2 separate regions of the Homo sapiens genome follow, and region 2 is linked to region 1. A link is an interaction called in ENCODE POLR2A ChIA-PET data of the cell type or tissue named here. Cell type or tissue: GM12878. All regions are shown on one strand. Links, peaks and the distances in the headings refer to the core of each region. The heading gives the core; the rest is flanking DNA.

What was found. ChIA-PET counts read pairs that join two places held together with the same protein. Peaks named below come from ENCODE experiments on the same cell type or tissue, not always from the same donor. Only the 100,000 strongest peaks of a DNase experiment are listed, where the experiment ranks them.
Region 2: POLR2A ChIA-PET joins it to region 1 with 6 read pairs; 2 of 35 experiments call an interaction of 5 or more read pairs at or near these places.

Annotation. Positions count from the first base shown.
Region 1 is chr15:61,769,728-61,772,545 of GRCh38, forward strand. No RefSeq gene overlaps it. Among named protein-coding and RNA genes, the nearest start is that of LINC02349, 41 kb to the left of the region's middle. In GM12878, for the core only: no CTCF peak of the experiment used is centred there; no DNase peak of the experiment used is centred there.
Region 2 is chr15:61,855,922-61,858,739 of GRCh38, forward strand. It overlaps VPS13C (vacuolar protein sorting 13 homolog C), which reads right to left. Exons shown (of 85, transcript NM_020821.3): 83 at 365-488. All of the region lies in intron 2 of LOC124903501 (a long non-coding RNA gene), which reads left to right. Among named protein-coding and RNA genes, the nearest start is that of LINC02349, 130 kb to the left of the region's middle. In GM12878, for the core only: no CTCF peak of the experiment used is centred there; no DNase peak of the experiment used is centred there; H3K27ac peaks cover 949 bases.

The DNA.
Region 1 (2,818 bases), core at 55-2,554:
TGTTTCTGTAATCTGAGCTCAGGACATCAAGCTCAGCTCTTGCTATATTCAGTTGGTGCACTAATGGGAAGCGAAACAATGTGCTTCACTCTTCAGAGCCACATTCTATGACATATGAAACCCTGAATCCCTCTGCACATCAGGGTTGCCCTGGGAAAATTGGGGAGAGGAGTCCTTTGCATCCTTAAAACTCATTGTTTCTGCTAAAAAGAAGGAGCTTCCTAAGACAGATTGACTTCTGCTAGCACTTGCCTAGGAATCATAAGTCACAAATTATAGAAATCTGAATGAATGGTTATGAAATTAGCCATTTAAAACAGGATCTACAAAATAATAAACTCTTCTCTTTCACTAAAAAGTAACCCACAGTGGTTACTTTTTAGAACAAAACAACCCATTACAATGCTCAAGACAGCACTGCAATCAATCAGTGACTCTGAGGCCTGAATCAAGATGTCTGGAGATGATAAAAAATGAAATGCAACAGACTTGCCATCTTAAGGCAGCCACGTCAATCAGTGCATCACATAAAAACCCAAGAAGGGAAGAAATCAATGCTTCCAAATGGAAAAAAAAAACTTTCAATATTAAATCTATAGAGAGCTGTTAGCTTGCCTTTTCTAAATTCTTCCTTTAAAGAGTTTTAGGAATTATCATGCCAAATTCATAATTCAAACTTCAATACCAACTTATACCTTCATAGTAGAATTTATCAGTGAAGTAGTATTAATTACATATATTTCATGATCTTAGCCCTTGATATTTTGGATGCTCACATAAGCTTTTGACTTATTTTAAGGAGGGTAAGGGAAAACAGGAGATGGAATTAGTTAACTCCACTTTAAATAATAGATTACATTCAATGAAAAAATAAGTGAGACTTTTGCTTTTAATCATGATGAAGTACTTGGTACCAGACTAGTCTTTCTGCTGTAAACAACTCTCAAACTAGCAAAATATGTATTATGTTGGTGCAAAAGCAATGGTGGGTTTTGCCATTAAAGTAATGCTACCATTACCACCAGCAGAATACTGTTACCCCAAGAAGCATAAGACTGTCATCCATCTGAGAAGACCCACCAGAGGGCTGTCATCCCTCAGAGAAGAAAAATACATGAGGTGATAGCCACAGCCACCCCACCTTTCTGCTCAAAGTTACTTTCTAGGCCACAAAGTAAGTAGGTGGTGCCCAAGCAGAACTCTGAGGTCTTGATGAGCTGAAGAGGTACAGATAGGAATTCATGGGTAATGAGGCAGGTTGATTTGTAGGACAGGGTATCACATAGGAGGAAGCCACATCGAGAAGGAATTCCAGAAATTAGTGTAGGGATCTCTTTAGTTTTTTGGTAGAATACTAAGTTGAATATGCTCAGAGCACATACTAAGCTGCACATGTTCAGGCAATATAACATAAATGAAGATTACAGAAATCACAGAGTGCTACAAAACATAGAAATTTTGAAGAGAGTTTAGAGATCTTGCTGAACACTCCCAGTCAATTCAACTGGGACTCTAGTCCATAGTTAAGAGCTCATCTAGAGTCACCCTAGCAAATCTTATTCATAAAGCTCAACAAGTATCAAACCAATACAACCATGAATTCACAGCCTGTCAAAACAAAACAAAAGAAAACTCTTTAGAGAAAGACAATGAGGCCAGGCGCGGTGGAGCATGCCTGTAATCCCAATACTTTGGGAGGCTGAGGTGAGCAGATGGCTTGAGCACAGGATTTCCAGACCAGCCTGGACAACATGGCAAAACCCTATCTCTACAAAAGTACAAAAATTAGCCAGGCATGATGGCATGTGCCTGTAGTCCCAACCACTTGGAGGCTGAGGTTGGAGGATTGATTGAGCCAGGGAGGCACAGGTTGCAGTGAGCTGGATCGTGCCACTGCACTCTAGCCTGGGTGATAGAGGGAGACCTGCCTCGAAAAAAAAAAAAAAGAGAGAGACAGAGAGAGAGCAAAAGACAATGAAATCCAGTCTCTCAACAATGTCTGTTACATAATCCAACAAAAACAGATGTATAAAGAAGCAGCAAAATGTAACCCATAACAAGGGGAAGGCTGGGCACAGTGGCTCACGCCTGTAATCCCAATACTTTGGGAGGCCAAGGTAGGTGAAACACCTGAGCTCTGGAGTTTGAGAACAGCTTGGCCAACATGGTGAAACCCCATCTCTACTAAAAATACAAAAATTAGCCAGGCATCGTGGCAGGTGCCTGTAATCCCAGCTACTGGGGAGGCTAAGGCAGGAGAATTGCTCGAACCCAGTAGGCAGAGGTTGCAGTGAGCTGAGATCACGCCACTGCACACCAGCCTGGGCAACAAGAGTGAAACTCCATCTCAAAAAAAAAAGGAAAAAAAAAGGTGGCAGGGGTGGAGGGGTGGAAAAATCAATAGAAACAGATCTGAAGATGATAGAGATGTTAAAATTAGAAGACAAAGAATTCAAAACAGCTATTACATGTTTAAAAACTTTTTGAAAAGATGGACTTAATGAGTGAACACATAGGAATCTCAGTAAATAAATGGAAATTATAAAATTAAAAACACTCTGGAAATTCTAGAACTGAAAAATGTAACAGAAAGAAAAAATTCATTGGATTAGCTTACAAATAAACACTGCAGAACAAAGTGGCCCTTCAAGATCACTTTCAGGCGAAATAGGAAGCATCATAATTGAAACAAAAAAGGTTGAAAAAGAAATGAACAGAGTCTCAGTGACATGTGGAAAAACAGGCCAATATACATATACTTGGACTCCCAAAAGTAGAAGAGAATCATGAGGGCAGAAAAATTTTTGAAAAAAATAAT
Region 2 (2,818 bases), core at 24-2,523, 86 kb after region 1:
TCTTCTAAAAACCTAAAAAGAGGGAATCTTTCCAGAAATGTCTAAGATTACAGCAACATGGGTGTCCATATGAAGTTAAAAAAAAAACCTCTCCTATTTACTAATGCTTAATTCTACCAAAAAGAAAATATCAGCATATGAGAATCTTAATTATTTGGGTGGGTAGACTGATATTTCACTCTATGCAATCAAGACTGCCAGAAAATAAGTACAGTTATTCAAATAAATTGATTACATCTTTCTTCACATCTCAGCATATAGTAGTAATAACGACACTAATCCTTCAAATATTTTGTGTAGTTAACTGCAAAACAGTCTAAAAGCAATGAACTCTTAGCTCTAAAGGTGTGACATGTTTTCTTACCTTAACTGAAATTTTTAGCACATTTTCACTGACACTAGGAGGAAATACAAAATCTTCAAATGGACATTGCCAGTCTACACACATAAGGCCCAGGATTTCAACTTCCTTTATACACAACACTCGCCTATTTTGCAAAAGAAAACAAAAACTTACAGTAAATGATGAAGACAGTTTATTCTTGCCAATATTTCACCCTACTGGATGGCAGAGGTAGCACTTGCTTAGTAAACAATATAAACTGGCACTAAAAAAAAAACCTGCTTCATTTTTTTTAAGTCTAGATAACTGTCAAATAAAGAGCAAATATGACACCTACCAAGCAACAAAGTAGACTCAAAAATTCCCCTTCTGTCAATCTTGCAGAATTCAGAAAAGTGTAACTTTTTTTTCTTTTTTCTTTTCTTTTTTTTTTTTTTTTTTTTTTGGTTAACTGACCAAAAAGCTGATAGGGAAATCATCTTTGGAACACATAAGAAACAGGCTGTACTCTCATCTGGGGAGCAATAAAGGCAGATGTCCCTGAAAATGTTTTACTTGGAAAATTATTAATTGCTCTTTACTGTCAGCCATTTATGCCTTCCAGTCAAGAACGAACGTGAAGGAAATGTCATAAACCTTAAATGTCAGCAAGGATTCACTTGAGGCCTACTAATAAAGATCAGATTTGAACACTTTAATGCTAATATACTTTATCACAGAGTATCTTATTTTACTCAATGGCAATAAAAAAAATAACAGAACCCTTAAAGGGCATCCACATTGATTTCTCAGTGTGTGATTCATTTTGATTACTGATATAACTATACTTAAAATTAAGCTTCTATTACAGAAAGCAAAATTACAAAAGAAGAGAAGGACTATTAATTCAACAAATATTTAGGGTGCCAGAGAAACAAGGAAGATAATTCTGCTTGAGAGGTGCTCACTGGCTAGAGGAGAAACAAACATGTAAATAAACGCTACAGCACAATTAGACAAGTGCTGTAACAGAGTGTGCAGATTAGTCTTTTGGAGCGAGAGAGAGAGAGGAACAGATCGTACTGGCAAAGTAGGTGACACAGGAGTTGATTCTTGAAAGGAAGGAGTTCTCTATGTGGGTAAGGGAAATGACAGCCCAGACAAAAGGAGGAACACACTGACATATAAAGGAGTACAAAAAAGGAAAGACTTATCTGAGGAATGTGGAGGTCTGCAGCTGGAATACAAGATAGATACCATGGTGAAGCTGCGAGAAAATGAGCTTAGCGCCAGACCTTGAAGGGCTATTATTTTTCCTTTTAAAAAATGTTTCACTTTTAATGAAACAGGAAATGACGTGATAATGTTCTTTCACTTTTAATGAAGAGGAAATATTTTAGATTCACGGTTCTGGTGGTAAACAGAAGGGAGGTGGCAAAGAGAGTGGCAATAGACAATCAAGGTAGGAAGTTACGGCAATATAAATAGTCCAATCAGGAGACAATGGAAGCCTCAAGTATGGCAGTGGCTCTGAGAAGGGGGAAGAAAGGGCTAGATTGAGATGTTTAGAAGGCAGACATGAATGAACATGGTGACCAATGGAGTGTGGAGAACTGAAATAGATCCCTGGCATTATATTTCTCAGCAGAGGTGCTATTAAATTTTGGACTTGTATGGGATGGTCTTGTGCACTGGACAAAGTTCAACATCCCTAGCCCCAGCCTAGTAAGTGGCAGTAGTGTCCTACAATCACTGTGGCAATCTCCAACACCACCATACATTTCCAAACAGTCTCCACTGCCCACACTCCCGGCCCCAGTCGATAATCAGCTGACAGAGCTAAGGATGGCTGTCACAAATCCTCGTGCCAAACACAATTCACTATTCCAAATATCTTTAAACTCTTCTCTTTACCATCCCAATAATACTACCGTTCTCCTTCCACCTAGAATGTCTCCTTCATTTTCTTCCTCTTGCACCATGTTTACCAGGGTTCAAATCTTGGTCTTCTACTCACACACTCCCTCAGAATGGTCTCTCAGATCTCAACTCGAGATTTTTATCCAAACTCCAACTATCTATCTATCTATCTATCTATCTATCTATCTATCTATCTATCTGTCTATCTATCTCCCTCCCTCCCTATCATGTATTCCTTTCTCCTCTACATCCACTCAGTCACCAAGCCTTGTCTCATAAGTCAAATCCTCATTCTTTAGGCCCTCCCCACTTCCTACCATGATAGCTGCCACAGTCTCTATGGTAGACAGAATTCTAAGACAAGTCTCCAAGATTCCCCAACCCTGGTATATATCTCTGTATAGTGCCCTGGACTTTGAATATAATGGATTTTACTTCCAAGATTAGGTTATTATAAGGCACAGGTGACTCTGAGCAAAAATAGTTTATGTAGGTGGGCCTGACCTAAGTTCATGGACTATAAATCTGCGTAAGAGACCAAGAAGTCAGAGATTCAAAGCACCCTTGTTGGGTTGG